Regions from separate parts of the Mus musculus genome. Here region 1 is linked to region 2. The links are chromatin loops, found by intact Hi-C in ENCODE. Cell type or tissue: heart. All regions are shown on one strand. Each heading gives the region's core, and the rest is flanking DNA. Links, peaks and the distances in the headings are about the cores only.

What was found. A loop is a pair of places that touch in the nucleus more often than their neighbours do. Peaks named below come from ENCODE experiments on the same cell type or tissue, not always from the same donor. Only the 100,000 strongest peaks of a DNase experiment are listed, where the experiment ranks them.
Region 1: it touches region 2 in a loop (2.1-fold over the local background); 1 of 42 quality-filtered maps calls a loop at or near these places.

The regions. Positions count from the first base shown.
Region 1 is chr8:61,553,559-61,563,891 of GRCm38, forward strand. All of the region lies in intron 10 of Palld (palladin, cytoskeletal associated protein), which reads right to left. Among named protein-coding and RNA genes, the nearest start is that of Gm35254, 62 kb to the right of the region's middle. In heart, for the core only: no CTCF peak of the experiment used is centred there; DNase peaks (open chromatin) are centred at 4,678 and 6,273; H3K27ac peaks cover 616 bases.
Region 2 is chr8:61,612,433-61,622,765 of GRCm38, forward strand. The region is part of intron 10 of Palld (palladin, cytoskeletal associated protein); the gene reads right to left. It overlaps Gm35254 (a long non-coding RNA gene), which reads left to right and starts at 8,037. Exons shown (of 2, transcript XR_001778560.2): 1 at 8,037-10,333. In heart, for the core only: no CTCF peak of the experiment used is centred there; DNase peaks (open chromatin) are centred at 4,109 and 5,429; H3K27ac peaks cover 1,113 bases.

The DNA.
Region 1 (10,333 bases), core at 2,984-6,983, 58 kb before region 2:
TACTCCGTAATAAAGATGTTTGCAAAAAGATGTGCAACTCGTACTCCACACCATTCTGTTCTCTGGAGAGGTGATGCCCATGCTCAAGATAAGTGATAAGAAAAAGAAACTTCTGGGAGAGAACTTTTATGTAAATTGGAAAATTCCAGCCTGTGCCCTGGGAACAGTGTCTGGGTAGTGAGAATCTGTCCCCGTTCATACTGAGAAAGATGGAGTATTCATAATGGCTAGGAGAAAGCCTTTAGACCACAGGGGTGGAAACCATGTGTGATTTAAGAATAAATAATGTTTCTTACACATTTTCTTTCACTTTTGATTGCATAACCCAGAGGTCATTGCAAGACAAAGAACCACTGAGCATCATTCTTAGAGCTGTAAGCTCCTCTGCTCCTGCTAGGTGTGAACACTGTGAATGTAAGGAGTGTGGTGTCCATCCTCCCTTGACATCCAGCCAGGGACTGCAGCAGATGTCCATCACCGTCACGGATGACAATGGACATTTCTGGCTTCAGCTCCTCTGAGCTCATGAGGCACAAGGAAGAGGGTCTTGGACTGGAGTGGAGAATTTTTGCCAATTTTACAGGAAAGACAAAGTTTTGAATCAGAGCCCTGAGTATTCCCAAAATTTACTCATTTTCCCCCTCTGATGGAAATCAGGTCAGGATCCGAGGTGAGAGAGGTGAATATATTAATTCTGAATAAGTAATTCTACATAGTATTATTTACATAACATGTATTACCAAATATTATAACTAGATGCAATATAAAACCACGGAGGCCTCTATTCAGTTTCGATTAAAATTCTTCTGTAACTTCTCAATGCTAGTGTCTCACTAATCATCCTTTTGTTTAAATTACAGATTCCCCAGTCTATGGCTTTCTATCATGGGTATCCTCCCTGAGAGCTATACCCACAGCAGCTCGGTTTCCATAGCACTGCCTCATCATTGCTGAGTGTAAAAGGTACAAAAATCGCAATCTTGGGAAACTTCATTTACACAATTAATATGTAAGTCACAAATACAACCACATATATGTATGAAAATTCTATAATGAAACCCATCAGTTTGTATGTTAACTTACAAATAATTTAACTTACAAATAAATTTCACAAAGAACAAGAAAAATAATAAGCCAAACGAGATCATATTACTTGGCCTTAAGGGGGTTATGAGTTTGAAGATAATTATGAATTTAAATACATTTTCCTAAGAAGGGGAGAAAGAATAGGGATAAAGACATGGGCTTTGTACAACATACCACACATAAGAGAATGGTAAAATGAAGTTAAAAATGACCTCTTCTTGGGAATGAGTATGTGTGTTTAACGTGTTTGCCAAACAGCATTTGTAGAGACTACAATGACCCATTCTTTGATCTTTAATTCATTCTGAGATTTTTGTAAATTTTGTTGACTCCAGACAGGGCCAGAGCTGAGCACAGTTAACTTACACAGGATGGCTCAAGGGAGAAGTGGCCTGGCCGAGCTCAGCACACAGCTTGAGTTACTTTTAGAGTTTTCTCCCTTGTACTTAAAATAAGAAGCACGTTTGGCTTCACAGCATAAAGACAGTAGCCTTGTGTCTCAATTCATAACGTTCATCTCTATTTAAAGTCATTCACTGATATGAGAGGGGTGGGGTGGGGAGCGCAATTACTGCCCAATTCACAATCCTCTTGGGCACTTCTGGGAAACTCTAAGCATAGCTTCAACTCTCCTGTAACAAAAGGAATAAGGACCAAGAGGTCAGGGAACTGTAGCCCATCAGTATGGATGAAACTGCTCATCAAAGCTGAATCCTGCAGCAGGCTCCCAGGAGACAGACAGTTTTCATCTAGATCTGGGCAGTTTCAACTCTCCACAGGAGGGAGTGGCCAGTTGGACTCAGGGAAGGGTTCTTAGTCGGCTCCAATACATTTACCTCCCTCACCAAGGGATCAGGGTTTGTAACCAGGCAGACTATACGAGATGCGGATGGGCTTTGATGATGCCGGCGGTCCTAGGATGCCTGATGAATCAAACCCCGTGGAACACTGGTGCTCAGCCTCTTTGTGGGAGGAATGTAAGGAGGCAGGCATCACAGTGAAATGCCTGACATGATTTTCATTTCTCCTGCTTCAAAGGCTGGTGAGAGCAGCAGGAAGATATTAGCTGTTGATTCTTATAAAAACTATGCTAATTTAGTGGACATTAAAGGAGCATGAACTGTTCCCAATTGGAACTGCATGCTATTAACTCATAACATAGGCAAAGTACGCTTTTGAACAAGTCTGTTTGCTAACCTTTTTGGTCAATGCTTGGGGCAGAATCAGTGATCTCATGTCTCATTGGAACACCAAAGAAAACCCCCTGTGAGACACATGTGGAGAACCTCTCAGATCTTCAGCATAAAATTTCCAAGCATTTTTGAAGAACTGGGGTGGGAGGGAGCATAATTAACTTGCCATCTGACAACAAAACAAAGAACTTGGCATATTTTAAGGTTTGGGGATGGTTAATAGTTCTTGAGTTTTCCATTGTAGAAGCTTCTACTGTGTCTTCCGTGATTTCCATTTCAGCTCCTCTGAGTAGATCTAGAACAGTGATGTGCTGTCAGTGTTTGTAAGAATGGCTTACTACTGGGGGCCAAGGGTCACATGTTCTCAAAACAAATCATCATTACTTGCTCACTCGAACGTCTTTACAAAACACCAATTCTCCCACTTCTCTAGGCTCCCTTTGAAACATCTTCTCCGCAGTGCCTTCGCCACTACTCACAGACCAACTACTAAATAAATATTTGCTGAATTTAATTAAAGTCTCCACGTGGACCTGTTCCACTGAGCTGAATGGCACTTAGTCACACACAGCTGCCTTTTTCTACAGAAGCAATCTTAGAGGTGAGGCCATCACCACACACATATTTACAAGAACCCAGAGCCAGCGGAGTGAGGAGAAGAGAGGTGCTCCAGTACTTTCACTCTGGCGAGGTGGTGGGCATTTATGTTCTTGACGAGTTTGCTTGTCCTTGCTGGGGCCAATTTTTTAAAAATTTAAGGTGGAAATGCATAATGTAAGACGGGATCCTAGTAAACTTTGATATTCTATAACCTGGCCTGATCAGTCCTTTAGGATTTAGTCACTTTAAAGAAACTCATTGGAAGCGAACAACTGAGGAAACCAGTCCAAGTTTGGCATTTATTAGGATGTATAACACACACACTCAAGGAGTCTCTCTCTCTCTCTCTCTTTTACACACACACACACACACACACACACACACACACACACACACACACACACGAGCAAATGCTTTAAGAAGGGGCAGAATCCTTCAAAGGAGAGCATCACAGCAGAGCCTTATCTAACCCTAAATTCAACACAAAAGCCAAGTCAGTGTTCCCTGCTTCTAGGCTGCCTACTCCTTGGGTTTGGGGTCTAAGCTCGGCTGTGATGCTTGCCACTGGAAGGACTCTGTGACTTAGCAGTATCCAAGTGGCTCAGTAGCCACCATTCTTTAGTAATTTTCACCCCTCTTCACATCACAACCCTGATTTGGTAAATCTTTCAGAAGTTCATGTATGTGGTTGTGCTACATAGAAAGGTCATGCTATGTCCCTTGGCAGTCTTGTGGTCCCACTGTCTTTCTGGTCTATCTGTGGTAAGTGACTCACCCACCCTTCCTTGATGCACACTTGTCTCCTGGGGTCACCAACACAACCATCTTTAGCTTTCTGTTTCTAAACCTGGCTTTTTACACTCCCTCCCCCTGTTCTTTCCTGTGCTCTCTAAACCTGGGTATCTTTTCAAGATTTAAGGGGTTTCCTAACACTGCAACAAGCCACAAACAGGTTGGGCTGCATCCACAGCTGTACTGGGATGCATATGAACAAAGACCATGGGTGGGACATGGACTTTCTTCAAGCTCTTGTTTGTATGGACCCTGCCTCTCCCTCACTCCCTAACCTCTGACTTGGAAGGCACTTCTGGGTCCCACTTCCACATAACTTCTAACATAGCATGAGTCTCTTTCACCTTAATCTAATTTCTCCTAACAGCATCTGACAGTCGATGCCAAAGAGTCCTAAAAAGCCGGTATAAATAATTTGTGGCTACACTCTTTTCAGTCTCCCAAATTAGTCTCTTCCCTGCCCCTCCTTTCCTGGCCTTTCTTGTGCATTTCTCTTTGTGGAGTCTTGCCTCTGCCTGCTTCTCTCAACCTACTGAGGTGGCCTTTAGTCTTTGGTGCCCATTTTCAAAGCCCTGCCTCCTTGCAGCCTCACCCAACACTGTCCCCATGTTCTTTTTCCCTTCTGCCAGCTGCCCCAGGGCACAGTCAAGAGGGCCATCAGTGGCATGCCCCATCCAGCAGGCAGGTCTCCCAGGGCCAGGTCTGTGTTCTTTTTGACTTCCTTATCATGACAGTGGTTTAGACTCAAATGTCATTAAATCCCCGTGTAGAGACATACTTTGATAAGAAATGTAGGAAAAAGGAAATTATGTCCTATAATAAGGATAGGAATTTATATATTCATGAAAATGCAATGTAAGTATGTACGTTGGTATTTTTGGTAACAACGGTAGTTACAGTTTGGCTTTCTAGTGTCCAAAATAAGAAACTTCCATTCCCAAAGTAGTGTGTTTGTGAACCTGGCAACAGAGTTCCTAATTTGGCGTCTGTGAGGCACTCCATCGTGTTCCAAGCAGTGGCAGGCTGTACCGGTGCCCATTTTCCATTTTATTTGGTTATCGGTCAAAAACATATTGTGTTTGTACTTGCTTTGAGAAGTGACTCAGGGATCTTTTTGGGCTTGCTGAAGACTTTAGTTGTCTCTAAGTGACTCTTTTTTCCTTCCGGGGCCCATTTCTCCTTCTATCTCTGAATCAGGAAATAACAATGTTGGTCCCTCAATAGAAAGAGGACATCGTTCCTCTGTGTGTCCATAGCACCAAAGATCTTAAAGATACAGTAGCATGCCCCTAACCAGGAGCAGCTATGACCTCAACTGGGGCTCAAAAGCACTGATGAAGAGGACGGCTGAGATGCAACCCTGCTGCCTGCACTGAGCTGAAGACTGATAGTAATAAAGAACGTGCTGTGGAGGAGTCTCTACGCAGAAAGGAAGCCAAGCACATGGAAAGAAGCCAAGGGTCAGGCCACAGGCAGAAGACAAGGAGGATCGAAGTTTATCACTTTTACTATCTAAATCCTCAGAACTCTCAGAACAGTTTCTTCTCTACATTTCATATACAGATGATTTTCCTCTTGCTCCTTCTCTTTTCTTTTTTCCAGCTTAAAAAAAAGTGACCTCAATGGTCCCCAGAACCCACTTCCTTATTCTAGATATGGAAATGAAAACATAGCTAACTTGACAAAGTTATCAGCTCGTTGGTGACAAAGATGAGACATGAATATGCTGTTAGTGAGAATACTGAAAGGTAACCTAGTAGCAGTGCCCAAGGCTGATGCCTCAATCGATGGAGATGTGCGTACTCTGAATAAAGAAACAATCATGTTCGGAGTTGTTGAAAGAGTTCATCTCTGGAAAGTAAGACTAAAGTGAACTGCAGGCGGAAACATTTTATATTTACAGTTTATAATTTTATATGCTGTTTGAATTTTAAAAATCATGTGCGTATAAAAAAACTACGGTTAAAATGCTTTCAAATGGCTAGGAAGAGAGCTTAGACTGTAAAGAGTTTGCTGTACAAACAAGAAGACCCGGTATTCATCCCCAGAACTATGTACAAAGTTAACCAGAGTGTCACAAACTTGGAACCCTGATACTACAGGGGAGGAGACAGGTTCCCTGGGGTTCCATGGCCAGCCAGCACAGCCTAATAGGGGGGACCCCAGATCCTTTAAACACACACACAGACACAAAAATATTCACACATATACATGTGTGCACACAGACACACACACACACACATACAGAGAGAGAGAAAGAGGGAGAGAGAAAAAACAACATTTATTGAAGAAAATCAATAAGGGATGAATCATTTATGGGGAAGAAGTTAAACTCGGAAATCCTGGACAAGCGTTTTCTGTTTGAATAATCAGGACAAACTTCCCAATCCATGCTGCAGCAAGAGGAAAGGCAGCTGTTTGAGCCTGGCCAGCCTGATGCCTCCCTATCCGGTTGTCACGGGCTCTGGCTTCCTGTGGGGCATGGATGGGGGCTCCGCTGACATGGCTGCTAGTTCTGTAAGGTGACATTTTCCTGAGACTGTTTCTCTCTCTGCTCCATCTGTGCCTGGTAGGATAACTCTGACCAGTAAGGCAGCAGCTTGGCTGTAGGACTTAGTGTTTGGCACGTTAGAGCAGGAAGCTTGGTAGTAGAAGTGGTGGCTCCAGTTGGGCCAGGCTCTGTTTCACCTACAGTTTTGCTTGTATGGATTTTTTTTCCAGATTTGGCAGGGGACAAAGAAGCAACAGGGAGAGCGTGCTACCTACTGCCTGCGCCCCATTTGCTTCTTGAGGGTCTCGCAGGGTCTCTTATTTCTGAGGTAGTGTTCCCAGAAAGACAACCCTGTTTCTTTCCCAGCAGGAAGATGGTGGGGGAGCTGTCTTTTAATGGGAGCCTTTCCTGCCCTTTTAAATGTCTGCCAAGACAGAGACACTGCAAATTAATGTTTGACTTGCCTTCTAAAATAGTGTTGAGGAGAAGGTAATGTTTTTACCAGCCTGGCCGGGGAGGGCTTGCTCCCATGTGTCCCCCCAAATGGTCTGTCCTGACAAGATGACTCTTCCCTGGGGATTAGGATACCCTCAGCCCTGTTTGCCCTTCACTAAGCTTGCCTGTTTCAAGTGTCAGAGGGCAAACTCTTCCTGGAGCTTTGAAGGTTACATTCTTATTCTGGCACTTGGCTAAGACATGGGTGTGGTCTTGGGACTTATGCTGTGGCTGCTTCATGCTGATCCCCTTAGTGGGCAAACACCCCTGCTCCTTTCAAGAAGCTGTGTGGAGGGGCCCTGGTTCTCATTAATTGAGGGTTGGAAGTCGCTTAGTCTGAGGCTTTGGCTGCAGTCTGCATGTACTGCCTGCTCTCTGATCTAAACTTCAACTCACAAGTCAACTGACTTTTATAGAGAGAACTTTCAGGGCCCCAGAGAATGGATATGGCCTCCAGGGACCACCCAGTTCTCTATTACTTGAACTCACACCAGTTCTTGTATTTACAGGTTCCCCACTGGCTCATGGTGAAGGTCTGAGAGGTCTTCTCCCTTGAGCATCTCCTCGAACGTGTGAGATGAAGGATACTCTGTGCAGTTCAGATATCATCCCTGACACCTCTGGGCCATGGTGCTTCAACTCAGTCTCTCCAGCACTGGCTCAGGCCCAGCCCGAGTGGACATCATGGGCAGCTCTGCGCTGTGTCTATTGCTGGCTCCTTGGACTCTGCCAGGCTGACTTTGTCTATGGCACTGGGTGTTCATGTCAGAATAGGATGTCTGCCGTTTTTCATTTTGTGATGGTCCTTGCAGAAATGGCTGCGTCTGGACCTCTGTCCTTCCTTGCCCGAAAATGCAGCTTCAGAAACAAGACAATGAAGGATGGGAATAGAATCTGTTGTTTCTATCTTGTTTCTTCTAAGGAGTTTAAGAGACCCCAAGTTTACGATCTCTCCCAAAATTAGGGTGGTAAGGGAGGGAAAGAGGATTGACAGGAATCCTCTTTTATAACAATAGGTATATAGTCATTATATATATGTGTATATATACACATACACACATCACACACATGGATATATTCCTAATATATATGTAATTTTTTGTTAGAACCTTGCTCCCCACCAGATGTGGGAGAGAATTAGTCAGCGCTCTTCCCCCATGATGGCGCCCTCATCGGGTTCATTACACTTGGGGATTTCCCAGGCTAAGGCAATGTCAGAGACAACCACATACTGTATATTGTGTACTAGCAGTATACCGTGCACACTGCTAGGGATCTGTGATTTCACTTTCCCTACTCAGAAATACTTGCAAGGGATTTTCACGATGTTCCTGACAGTGTCCCAGTCTGGAGGCACTTGAACCTTCCCTGAGTGACACTGTCTCTGTCCTCTACCACTTCCTATTCTACATGAATCTTGATCACTTCTCTCGGAAGTTTCCAGATTGGCTCGATACTCAGTTGTGTAATCACTGGCTGCCTTGAAACACTTTCAAGATGGCATGAGGGGAAGACTCAGGACATTCTGTTTCAGGAGTCCTGATCTTTATGTCAGCTTACAGTGGCGTTAGAAATGGTTCTTTTGATGGTACTCCTCTGGTTTCTTCTGGAATTTACTATTGAAGGTAAAAATGTAAGAAAGATGAACCTGGAAACTCAGACCTTCGAGGACTGGCTGACCCATAAGAGCTTGAGTAATTTCTCTTTCCCTCAATGCTGGGTTAAGGAAAGTCCCCTCAAAATCCCAGAAGTTTCTGTCTCAAAGAATTTTGCACCACATGAGGTGATACTGTGCTGTTGTCTTAGTAACTAAGAACCCTGGAAACCAAAGAAGAGATTTACTTATTAACTCCCTGTGTTTGAAGTTACCTGGGTGTGGGGAGGGTACTCCTTGGAGGAATTTAATCAACCACAGATATTATTACTATTATTACTACGATTACCAATAGTCATGTAGCCAATACTGAGTACTAACAATAGTTAACTACTAGGAATAGCCTTAATGCGTGTTAACTATGTACCAAACATCAGTATTAAGTTCTTTAGTTCTATAAGCTCATCTGATTTTTATAAAAATGGTAGGAGATGGGCCAATTTGTAATCTTCACTTTAAAAATGAGGACCAACTTAAGCTAAGTTCACATACTGGAAAACAGTGGAGAGAGCTGTCTCAGAACTGTTGTGATATGATGCCCCAAGTCAAAGGGTCATTTTCTCTGCTGCTGAGCATATGCGACACCACTTCAGCCCCAGAGAACCTTTCTCCTCTGTCTGTGTATCACTAGATCTACATGGCAGTGGTGCTCATAACAGATATATATATATATTATATACACACACACATACATACATACCCTGGCTGTGCCCTAAAGGCAACCTACGTATTTAACTAGCTAGGTCTCATGGACTGGACTTTAAAAACTATAATTTTTATTTTCATCAGATGTTCATTCACTTCCACAGTTTCTTCCTTTGGTTTTGACGTCACCAGTCAGCATTAGTTTATTACGCTCACTCTCTACTGACTAGACATCATTTGTATACAGCTGTACCATGGAGATCCCCAAAATGTGGAGAGGTAGGAAGAGACTGATGCACAAAGGTTCTGAGGTCAGATTTTGAAAGTATAATGCAAAGCTCAATGTGGTAAGATCAAAAGAGTCCTGTCACCAGCATGTGACAGGGCGTAAGTCTCTGTACACTTAGTAGTGCTCTTCCCCACCCACCTCTTTGAACAGAATACTTGTAGAACAAGAGAAGAAGTGAACAGAACAATGTTCGAAGAAACTAGAGTGGCTCTTGCAAAAGCTGGGTGTGGCTACAAAATCACCACCAGCCAGCCACTTTAGCATTCCCAATAATGAGCTACCTAGGCCTATCCTCTGCAGATGTGTCTGTGGACTGGTTGGTGATCTCTGTCACTTTGACTACATCTTTCTGGTTTGAATATCTTCATGATCTGTGAGATAGAAATATGGGTTGCTCTTTACTTCAATACCTATAAGGGGTCCTTCTGAGCTATTCAAACAAACAAACAAACAAACAAACAAACAAACAAACAGGGCCAATCATTGAAGATTATACAGTAGAGTCTCATTGGTGCTACTCAGCTGTCCTTAAGTCTATTGAGAGACTGTATCATTAATTATGGTAGAATTCAGTAAAACTTTATGCTTTTACATACTCAGGAAAACATTATTATAAGAGCAAGATTTTTTTTTCCTCAAAATGTCCACGAATATGGGCCTATCTCTGAAGAATGTATTGAACAACATCTCTGAATAATTAATACACTGCCAACAACATCTTCCGTGTGTCTCAGTGTTGCAAGGGTAAACAGTGAGAAGAATGCACAGTTGGCTCTGTGTACTTGGGGTAATCTATTTTCCATTGAAGGTCAACCGTCACTAGATTAAATGTTAATAACCAAGAGAGACAAGCCAGAAGTTCTGTGGTATGAACAGAAGCTTTGCCCTGTCACCAGACTCCGGGTCCAAACTGGAATCTGAAGAAGGAAGATGTTGTAAAAGAAAACAAAAACCTTAACAATGTACTTGGCAGGCTCAGAAACTGCAGGTGAATCTCATGAATGAATATACTTGTGACCTGGGAAGGAACTATATATTTAAAGTGTCTTTTCTTCCGGAGCTTTTGATCAGTTAACCTTGACATTTTT
Region 2 (10,333 bases), core at 2,108-6,107:
AGACAAACAAAAAACCCGGCAAAGAATTGTGTCAGACTTGGGAAGGTCTGGCAGGACAAACACAATCCTAAAAGAAGCCACCTTCAGTACAGGCCTCTGAGGATTAACATACTTTCCAAGGAACAGCAGCCACTTACAGTAAAATAATAAAACAATTGAAGTCACTACGGATACATGGAAATATGGTACTGTACGTGAGAGTAAGCAGAAGTAACAAAAGAAATGGACTCAAAAAACTTCCAATATTGGATTTTCAACATAGGATAATATTGTGGTTAGGGAAATGAGATGCCTTTGGAGGTGGTGTCTCATTTCCTGTTTTTCCTGTTTATTTCCTGGTTCAAAGGCTCTCATTCTGCTGATGTTTAATGTCCTTAGCTGAGGCCAATGCTAAACTCTGTGTCTGTCTAAGGCACTGCTGTTCAAAGCTCAGTGTTCAACACCGCTCAAAACCAGACCACTAGTTATCTCAGAAGCTAGTATATGTTATCCTGATGCTCTCATGGGCTTAAGTGAGGTATATGGCAGTGTTATATTACATATAAGGGATATGTTCTAGCGTTTCAACTGATCTTTGAGCTCTCAAAACTCTTTAATAGTTCTTTTCTTGAAATAGTTGTCTAATTAGATTCGATTGAATACCATTGTCACCTTGCTATAGAGTCATTCATGATATTCAAATGTTTGCAAAAGTCTGATATTCAGAGTTTCGTATTGTTCTCAAGTCTCTACAAAACCTTCAATTGGGTCAGCGTCCTCACTCTGCCTTGTAAGAGCCATGTTAGGTTCTAATTTGTACGTACATTTGTTTCCCTTCTTCTGGCCTTCTCTCTCTTTCTTTAGTTCCTGAGATGTTTTCTTACATTGTGTCTGGATGGCAGCAAGTTCTTCACTGACTGTGAGTGCTGAGAGGAGATATGTGGTGAGCTAGAGCCTTGACTACTAATGCCAGGCATTGTTTCAGGTACACAATTGAAAGAAAAAAAATGTAACTGTGAACGTTGCTGTGAAAATGTGCATATTAACATATGATTCATATATTTTCCTATGTTGTGATGTGAGAAAAGCAAATTAAATGAGAAGGGTTCATTTTATCTCACCATTTAAGGTTCAGTCCATCATTTCAGGGTAACCAGGGAAACAAGACCAGGAAGTAGCTGGTCGGACCACATCCGCAGTCAGGAAACAGAAAGAGATGAGTGCATGCCAGAGCCCAGCTTGCTCTCCTCATTTTATACAGTCTAGGATCCCTGTTCAGCAAATGCTTCCACTTACAATTAAGACTGGTCCTCCCACACCAATTAACTTAACCAAGCTAATCCCTGAGAAGCTAATTGCCCAAGTGACTTGAGATCCTGGGAAGCCAATAAGTAACGACCTAATACAATATACAAACACACAAACACACACACACATGTGCGCACCCCACCCCCCTTTGTTAATTGAAATAGATAATAAGCTCTAAGAAAATAGGATTGTCTTGAGATGTATGTATGTATATATATATATATATATATATATATATATATATATATATATATATATACATAAATATGAATGATCTGGAAGATGGCTCTGTGGGTAAGAATGTGTTCTGTGCAAGCATGGCAACTTCAATTTGAACCCGTAGTATCTGTATCAAATAGCCAATCTGGGGAGGTCTGTAACTACATTACTAGGAGTTACAGATAAGTAAATACTGGAAGGTCCTTAGCAGCCAGCAGGACCTAATATGTTCTGGTAAGTGAGAGATCCTGTTCAAATAGAATAAGGCAGAGAGAGAGAGAGAGAGAGAGAGAGAGAGAGAGAGAGAGAGAGAGAGAGAGAGAGAAAGAGAGACCCTCAGTGATAGGGATGTGCACCTGCACACTTCCATGCATGCAACATATGTACACTGCACACACCACACAGTGCACCCTCACACATAGGCACATACAATACTCTTATACTCTAATTGCTGCTTGACAACGATCGTTCATGTTAAGTGACTAGTGCATACAGTTGGACAAAGAGCACACATATTAATTTTTTACTGAAATTTTGGAGCAAAAGATATCAAGTCACCAGTGATGTGTTTATAAAAAGATAAAGAGGGGGGGCATATGTTCTATGGAGATGTAGTTGGGTATGGGGGGGAGGGGTGCCTTGGCAGGTCCGTGCTGAGGCATCCCTTCCCCATGAGGGACCAGCCACATGACCGTACAGTATAGAATAGAGTTTATTAAGGGTATGGGGAGAGGAGTTAAGAGGGTAGTAGAGGCAGAAAAAGGCAGAGAGAGAGAGAGAGAGAAAGAGAGAGAGAGAGGAAGAAGAGGAAGAAGAGAAAGAGGAAGAAGGAAGAAGGAAGAAGGAAGAAGGAAGAAGGAAGAAGGAAGAAGGAAGAAGGAAGAAGAAGAAGAAGAAGAAGAAGAAGAAGAAGAAGAAGAAGAAGAAGAAGAAGAAGAAGAAGAAGGAAGAAGAAAGAAGAAGGAGAAAAGAGTAGAGGCTGGCTATGAGCACATAGAGAAAGAGAGAGGACAGGAATGGGCAGAGGGCAGGAGCAGGAAGGGAAGAGCAAGAGCAAGAGCAAGAGCAAGAGCAAGAGCAAGAGAGAAGCAAGAGAGCAAGAGAGGAACAAGAGTACAAGAGAATGAGGAGGGAGCAAGCAGCCCCTTTTATAGTGAGTTGGCATACCTGACTGTTTCCAAGTAACTATGGGGTGGAGTTTAGACAAAACGCTAACAACTAGTCTCTAATTGTGTATGCTAAAGATGGTTGGAGACTTGATGATAACATGCTTGCCATTAACCTTTATTGATCATCTATTATACTGTAGTTGCTATGAGTCCAGATGAAAGGGCTTCAAATACAATAAACAACAACAACAACAACAAAATCACTGTTTGATAGGACCTCACAAGCTAGGGAAGCAGTGGCAAACCATAACCTCTCATGATAAAGTGCAGAGTGGAATAATCTATGAGAATATAAAAACAGGGCTAGGGGCTAGACAAAAGGCTCTGTGGTCAGGAGCACTTGTTGCTCTTGCAGAAGACCCAGGTTCAGTTCCCTGCCCCCATATCAGATGGTTTACAACCTCCAGTAACTCTGGTTTAAGGGAGGTCTGACTTTTTTCTTCTGGCATCCAGGTGGTATCTATGACAGGCATTCACATACAAATATAGAAAACAGTGACATCATCATCAACAACAACAAAATCTTTAGGACAAGCAAACAATTGATCAAATTTCTCAAAAACCAAAGTAACAGGGTCAACACAATTGCCTGAGTATCAAGGAGGAGAGAGGTGTCCAGGTTCACACAGAGGTCTTTGAAAGGGTGGGTGAGTCTGAGGTATGACAGGAGCTGGGGGCAAGGGCAAGGGCATCCCAGATCTGGAAAACACTAGGCAGAGAGGCTCGAGGTTGGGCAAGAACACTGCACACTTAGGACTGTGGGAAGTGGTTTGACACCCGACGGAAATCCAGGCAAGTTCAAGCATTGGATTAGACCAAGGACAGGGAAGAGTGCTCCAGGCCCACAGCCTTAAGAAAATGCGGAAGGAACTAAGGGAACATTCCCTACATATTTCCATTTTTACCCATTCTCATCTCTGTGTTTCCTTCCAATGAGTGCCAGAGTGGAGGTCTCCCTCTTCCTCCCCAGCAAAGCTTCTAACTAGCCCACATTCTTTTACCTAAGAGGCAGCTTGGCATCCCACCAGAGAGGTGACCCCCGGACCAGGAATGGAAGGAATCTCTTGCAGGCACAGTCAAGAGGAATCTTTTAAGTGCTCAGCAGGGTGAATTCAACTTCTCTCACTTTAAGTTTCTGACTAATATACTTTCTAAGTTTTTTTTGGTGAACTAAAATGAAAGGAACGACTTCTGGCCTTCATAGAGAAACTGTGCATAGCCACATAGAGAAACTATCCACTACCCACATAGAGAAACAAACACTGTCCTGAATAGTTAACCCCCACAGTGCAAAGAATAGCTTCCTTTAGTCGTTTACATGGCTGTGGACCATGCTTACTGACTACAACCACCAGAAACTTACAATAATGCTTACTTAATAACAGTCCAGGCATGGTCATAAGACTCAGGAAACAGCTGCTTATCTAGTGTCACCAGGGCTGCAGCTAAGGGGAACACACGCTTGTGTGCCTGGCGCTTACATTAGTTGTCACTGTGAGAAGGAAACACATACTACCAGAGCCACAAAATTTTACAATGAGAAGGGACTCAAATTATACCTGTGACTCTTTCTTTCTTTCTTTCTTTCTTTCTTTCTTTCTTTCTTTCTTTCTTTCTTTCTTTCTTTCTTTCTTCCTTTCTTTTTTTTTAAAGCTACACTATGCTTTATAAAAGCCATCATGCATACCCTGTCTTGACAGTCTAACTATTGTTCTGAAAGACTTTTACTCACTGTCTTTTTGGACTGTCAGGTCTAAAAGAAACCCACTTGAAACGTGGACATCATCAGATAGCACATAGACAATAAAGCCACCCACCGGTGTGCGGCTTATACTAACACTGGCATAAACCTATGGGGACATTTCCTAGGGGCTGATTATAAAGGATAGCAATTTGAATGTCATTAACACACATTCATTGTTCCTGCACTGAAAGTCCAGCCTGTTTACCACTGTAAAAGCTTTGTATGGTAAATGGAAAGAAAAAGATGACAGCATATATCACCTGAGACATGCCCGAACAGCATTCCCATGAATCCCTCGGCCATGGGAAAAACAACTCCCAACAGGCCACCCTCAGTCTTCACAGGGTGTAAATTAGGTTCCGCTGACAGCAGGCTTGGGATACCTTTCTGCATCCAAGACCTTTCACCATGCCAAAGTCAACAGGGGTGCTTTCAGACAATATGAAGTCCTGAAGCTGCCCTTGAAACCCTCTCTGTCACAGCCCACAGGAGTGCCAACAGGGAAATCTTTTAAATTCCTGGGACAGTTTTCAATGGGCATAAAGAAGTTCTTTGTCACTCCAAGTGAGTCCCAAAGTGCTTTCCTAGGTCAGGTAGATGTTGGTTTGTGTTCATGAAACAGTGAACTCTTGCTATGTGAGAATCTACAAGAGCACTGTTTAGTATACTGTTAAATGGGGGGGGGGGATTGTTTTTCTCATTACTAGAAAATTTGTAGTTAGGCATTTTATGACTGGTTAGGCATGTCTTGTAAATGGCAAATGCACAGGGTATGCATTGGCTATGGCTTCGGCCGGTGTTTATATGATCTCTTGGATTAGCTTGGCTACTGTGAACACAGCAGTAAGCAAAGACCATGCCAGTCTCGGGGAAATACCTACCCCTCCTGCCCCTGACCTCTGTCAGGTGAGTCTTCACTGGTTCAAAAGGACCACTTCTGAGGCTGGGGTTGTTTTTGTCTGGCAGGGCATGAACAACTGGTTTACCTAAGACCTTAGGAAGCCTCTGCCGACACCACTGGGTGTGACAGGGGAAAGCAGTGCCAACCCCTTTTATAACTGTCCTTGGACAGCCTGCTTTAGCTGGGGGAATTTAGGGGCAGGCTTCTCTTTATCTCTTTAATAATTATTGCAAACTTCCATCTGTATGGCTTTAAAAATATTTACAACTTACCAAAGAATTATAAAGCAAACACTCAGGTGATAACCATTGCCCTGTGTCCTGTGAGGGCCTGCTCTGTAGGCCTTGGGGTAACCACAATCCTGACCAGGAGAGATAGCATCTACTGGGGTTTCGGCGTCATCACTTTCCTGATATATAACTCTGAGGAAAATTCATCGGCTCCTCTCTTACTTCTTTTAAACTTTATATAAACAGAAGCCTCTTGTGTCTATTATTGTGTGTTCTCCTGTTCTATATTATGCTTGGAAGATCTGTGTGGTTCTGCCTAGCTTAGTTCATATATTTTATTTGTTGGATATCACAGACTTGAGCAAGTCTCTTACAATGTCATTGCTCAGTCTATGGCTGACCAGCTCCTGGCCTGTTTGTAGTTGAGCAGGGCTGCCTTCTGTATCCCACATCTATGTCTCTGGTTGCACATGTGTCTTTTGAGAGGGGATGCTTACGAGTCAAATCTCTAGGTCACAGGGTTCATCGAACATCCCGGTTTATCAAATGATGTCGAAATGCTTTCCAGTATGGTCTTTACCAATTTATACTCCCACAAGCAGTGTACGAAATATCCTGTTCTCCACATCCTTGCCAGACCTTCATGTAGTCAGACTGCAGTTTTTGCCAATGAGGTGGGTGTGCAATGGTATCTCTACCGGTTTAATGCATATTTTCGTTATTACGAATAAGGCTGAGCATCTTTTCATGTTTATTGGCAATTTGAATTTCCTCTTTGGTGAAGCGGTAGTCCCAGTCTCTTTCTCTTTTTTATAACTGACTCTTATTGATAGGTGGGTGTTTTTGATTTTTGTTTCTGTTTTTCCTGGTATTTTCCTGATTTTTTGTTTCTGTTTTTTCTCTGTATTGTGGACAGTGTTGATGACGTGGGATATTTTCTGTTCTGCCCTTCTTACAGCACCTCATGATAATTGGAAGTTCTTTATTGAATGTATTTGTATTGCCAAACATTTTACGTCTTCTTTAATCCACCTGGAATAGGTTTGTATACAGGTCAAGGAAGGAATCCGTTTTCAAATGAGAAGCCCTGTTCACTTTAAGAGCAAGCTATCTAAAACTGGGACAATACAGAGGTGATTGCCGCGGTCCCTGTGATGAGAAGGACACACAGAACAGAAGCAGGCAAATTACTAAGTACCTTTTTAAAAAAGAAGGATTAAAAAAAATCAAATGGTTTATATTTTCCTCTCTGTTACAGATATGAAGTCTGCTTCTATTAAGAGGCAAATAGATCCCACGGGTTTTGTTTAGAGACTAAAGAATATTTTTTTTTCTGTTAATTTCCTTAAGAGGTAAGAATACATGTGTGTCATTGGCTTTGCCTAGGAAATACCCGCAGTGGTACGCTGTACAAGGGCAGAATACGCACTTGGACACATTTCACAAACTGTCATAAATTCATGGACTGGTTTTGGAAAGCAACACAGGAAACAGTTATAGTGGCTACCTGTAGGGAATATATTTAAACATTCTGCCTCTGGGAAACGAATACAATGTTTAAGGTAAGTTGCCATAGTCTTTATTGGATAAAAGGAGTCAGACATCCAAAATTTATTGCACATGTTCTCCCAAGAACCCATCCATCAAATAGATGTTCTGATTCCAATTATTTAACATGTGCTTATTCTTTCTATAATCACAAGATACTCACTGCTTAAGGAGTTCAAAGATTATCATAAAACACTGAGTTACAGGATACACAGTCCATAAGTAAGCTACAGGACTTGAATGCCTAACACCACTGCCAACTTCATGATTCTGATAAAAGCTATGGTGGCCATCTTGGAGGCCTGTCCTTGTCTGAAGGGAAACGGAGGGAAAGGAGCGGTGGTGAGGAACTGGGAGAACTGGAGGAAGGGAAGGCTGTGGTTGGGGTGTCTTGAATGAGAGAAGAAACCTATTTTCAATGAAAAGAAAGAAGGAAGGAAAGAGGGAGATAGAGAGAGACACAGACAGACAGACAGACAGACAGACAGAGCTGTTTTTCTGGTGGTACACACTTTTAATCCCAGAACTCAGGAGACAAAGGCAGAAGGAAGTCTGAGTTCAAGGCCAGATTGATCTATATAGTGAATTCCAGGCCAACCAGGGCTACATAGTGAGACCCTATCTAAAAAAGAAACAAACAGAAACAGTTCTAGAGGTATGGGCATCTTTCCAATGGGCAATGTCAGAAGATGAAAAGGACAGATGTTTTCTTCCTGTTGCCTCTCTTCCTTTAACACATAAATTGGTTTATTTAAGGTTTAATGAATCATAGAAAACAGCAAGTTACTTTAGTATACTTAGGACAAAAAGTCATATGTATATACATACATATATACATATTAAATATAAGTATACAATAGAAATATATTTATAAATATATATAAGTATATAAATAAAAAGTTAAAATTGGTGGCCTGAGTAGATAAGACAGGTAAGAGTACTTGTTTTACAAACATGAGTGCCAGAGCCCTTATGCTTAGAATCCACGTAAAATTCAAGCATGGCTATAGATGCTACAACTCCCTGTGGGCAGGAAACTCTTGATCCCTGGAGTTTGCTGGCCTCTCAAACCTGGAACAAATGGCTAACTGAGATGTCTGTTTATCATATCGAAGCAGACCTGGATGCCATGTTCTCCCAACATCCCTCAGCCCTTACTTGTTACAGGGTATGGTTGGCATACCCAGGTCTTTCCCCTAAACTCTCAAGCCTAGGAGCTTTCCCCTTGCCGTCCTTCCCTATATAATGCAGCCACCTTGGTTAGCCGGCTGTTTGTTTTGTCTACCCTTTACCTTTAGCCTCTCGGTCTCTTGGTCTCTGCTCTCCTCTCTTCCCCGGCTCCACTCCTCACATTGTCTAGCTCAGGATCATTTCCACTCTGGACCCTTCAAGATGCCTCTAGCCATGCTCTCCCTCATATCTACCATAAATCTCCTCCACCATCCCTAGGAGTGGTCATGTCTCTCCCTAACTAAAACGTTAAAAGTTAACAGGGGCCGCTTATCTATAGGCAAGTCATAAGAAATGCAGTATACCTCCCAATGTTCCTGCATTGGTATCTGTCTACAGACAGACAAGGACAGTGACAGGACAGAGAGAGGTGAGCGATGCTTCAGGTCCAGCCAGACACTTGCTTTCCTGACTACAGGATTGTATAAAAATAAAAGACTACCTTATCGTGACCGTTCCAAGAATGACAGACACCTGCAAATTTGGAAGCACTAAGCCAGCATTTCAGCTGAAACACCATCTTCCACTACCCATTTAGCTATCCTTTGAGTTTCTTTAAAAGACATTGTTTTTGGAAGAGCAGACTTCCTTTTTCTTGAAGGCGGGATCAACAGAAAAGCCAAAGACTTGTGGTTAGGGCATTTGTGGGAGAAGCCACGCTATGAAGGCTGCATTCGGACACTGGGTATGTTGGAGGACACACAGCATTTCCTTATGTGGTGAGTTACAGTGAGGGAGTGGCCAGCAGTGAGAGATGAGGCAGCTTCAAACTCTGTCTGGCATCCTTCACAGGAGTGGTCCAGCTCCTGCCTTGAGGACAGAACACAAGAAAAACAGCCAGATTGGGAACAGGGAAACTTCCTGTCTAACTCAAATCAATTGCAGAATTTCCTGAGAGATTTGCTTCAGGTGTGAGTCATACAGAAATATGCAGAGTAAGGAGCATGGGGCTGCTGAGTGGGGCTGCTGAGTGGGGGTTGCTGAGTGAGGGGCTCTGAGTGAGGGGTTTTGAGTGAGGGGTTCTGAGTGAGGGGTTGCTGAGAGGTCATTGAAAAGGTCAGCAGGACATGAGATCAAAACAAAACTCCGATTGCAGCTTGAAACATTGATCCTATCTTTGGCTTTTTCTCTTTCTTTCTCTCTTTCTCTCTTTCTTTCTCTCTCTCTTTCTCTCTTTCTTTCTTTCTTTCTTTCTTTCTTTCTTTCTTTCTTTCTCTCTCTCTTTTTCTCTTTTTCTCTTTTTCTCTTTCTTTCCTTCCTTCCTTCCTTCCTTTCTTTCTTTCTTTCTTTCTTTCTTTCTTTCTTTCTTTCTTTCTTTCTTTCTTTCTTTCTTTTAAATATATTTTTCCTTGCGAGCTAAGCCAAAGGCTTGACTTTAAACACACAAACAGGCAATTCTAGCTATATTCCTGTCATTTATTCCAAGCCACCCTTTCAGAACAGGACTGGGAGAAGAGTTTGGCAACGCAGGTCTGGTTCTCACAAACACAGCCTCACAAGGTGAAGGCTCCGTTGCCTAGGAAGCTGACCCAAAGTAATGTCCACGTGAATGGATAATCTCCCTTACTAGGAATCAAACAACTTTCTGGGGCGGGATGATGACCAAGAAGGGGTGAGTAGATTTGTTTACACTGTTAAATGATAGTCTTTTTTTTTTTTTTTTTCCTTTTCCGGTTTTTTGAGACAGGATTTCTCTGTGTAGCCCTGGTTGTCCTGGAACTCACTCTGTAGATCAGGCTGGCCTCTGCCTCCCAAGTGCTGGGATTAAAGGCATGTGCCACTACTGCCTGGCCTAGACAAACATTTTAAACTAAGAAATATATTTTAAAATCACAATACACACACACTTATGTCTTTTAGAATTAAAAACTTTTATAAAGAGATAACTGTTTTGATAAAAAACATTCTCGAAATTTCTGCTTCTTTCTTTCTTTTTTTCTTTCTTTCCTTTTTTGTTTGTTTGTTTGTTTGTTTGTTTGTTTCACATAGCAAATGTCATTTGAAG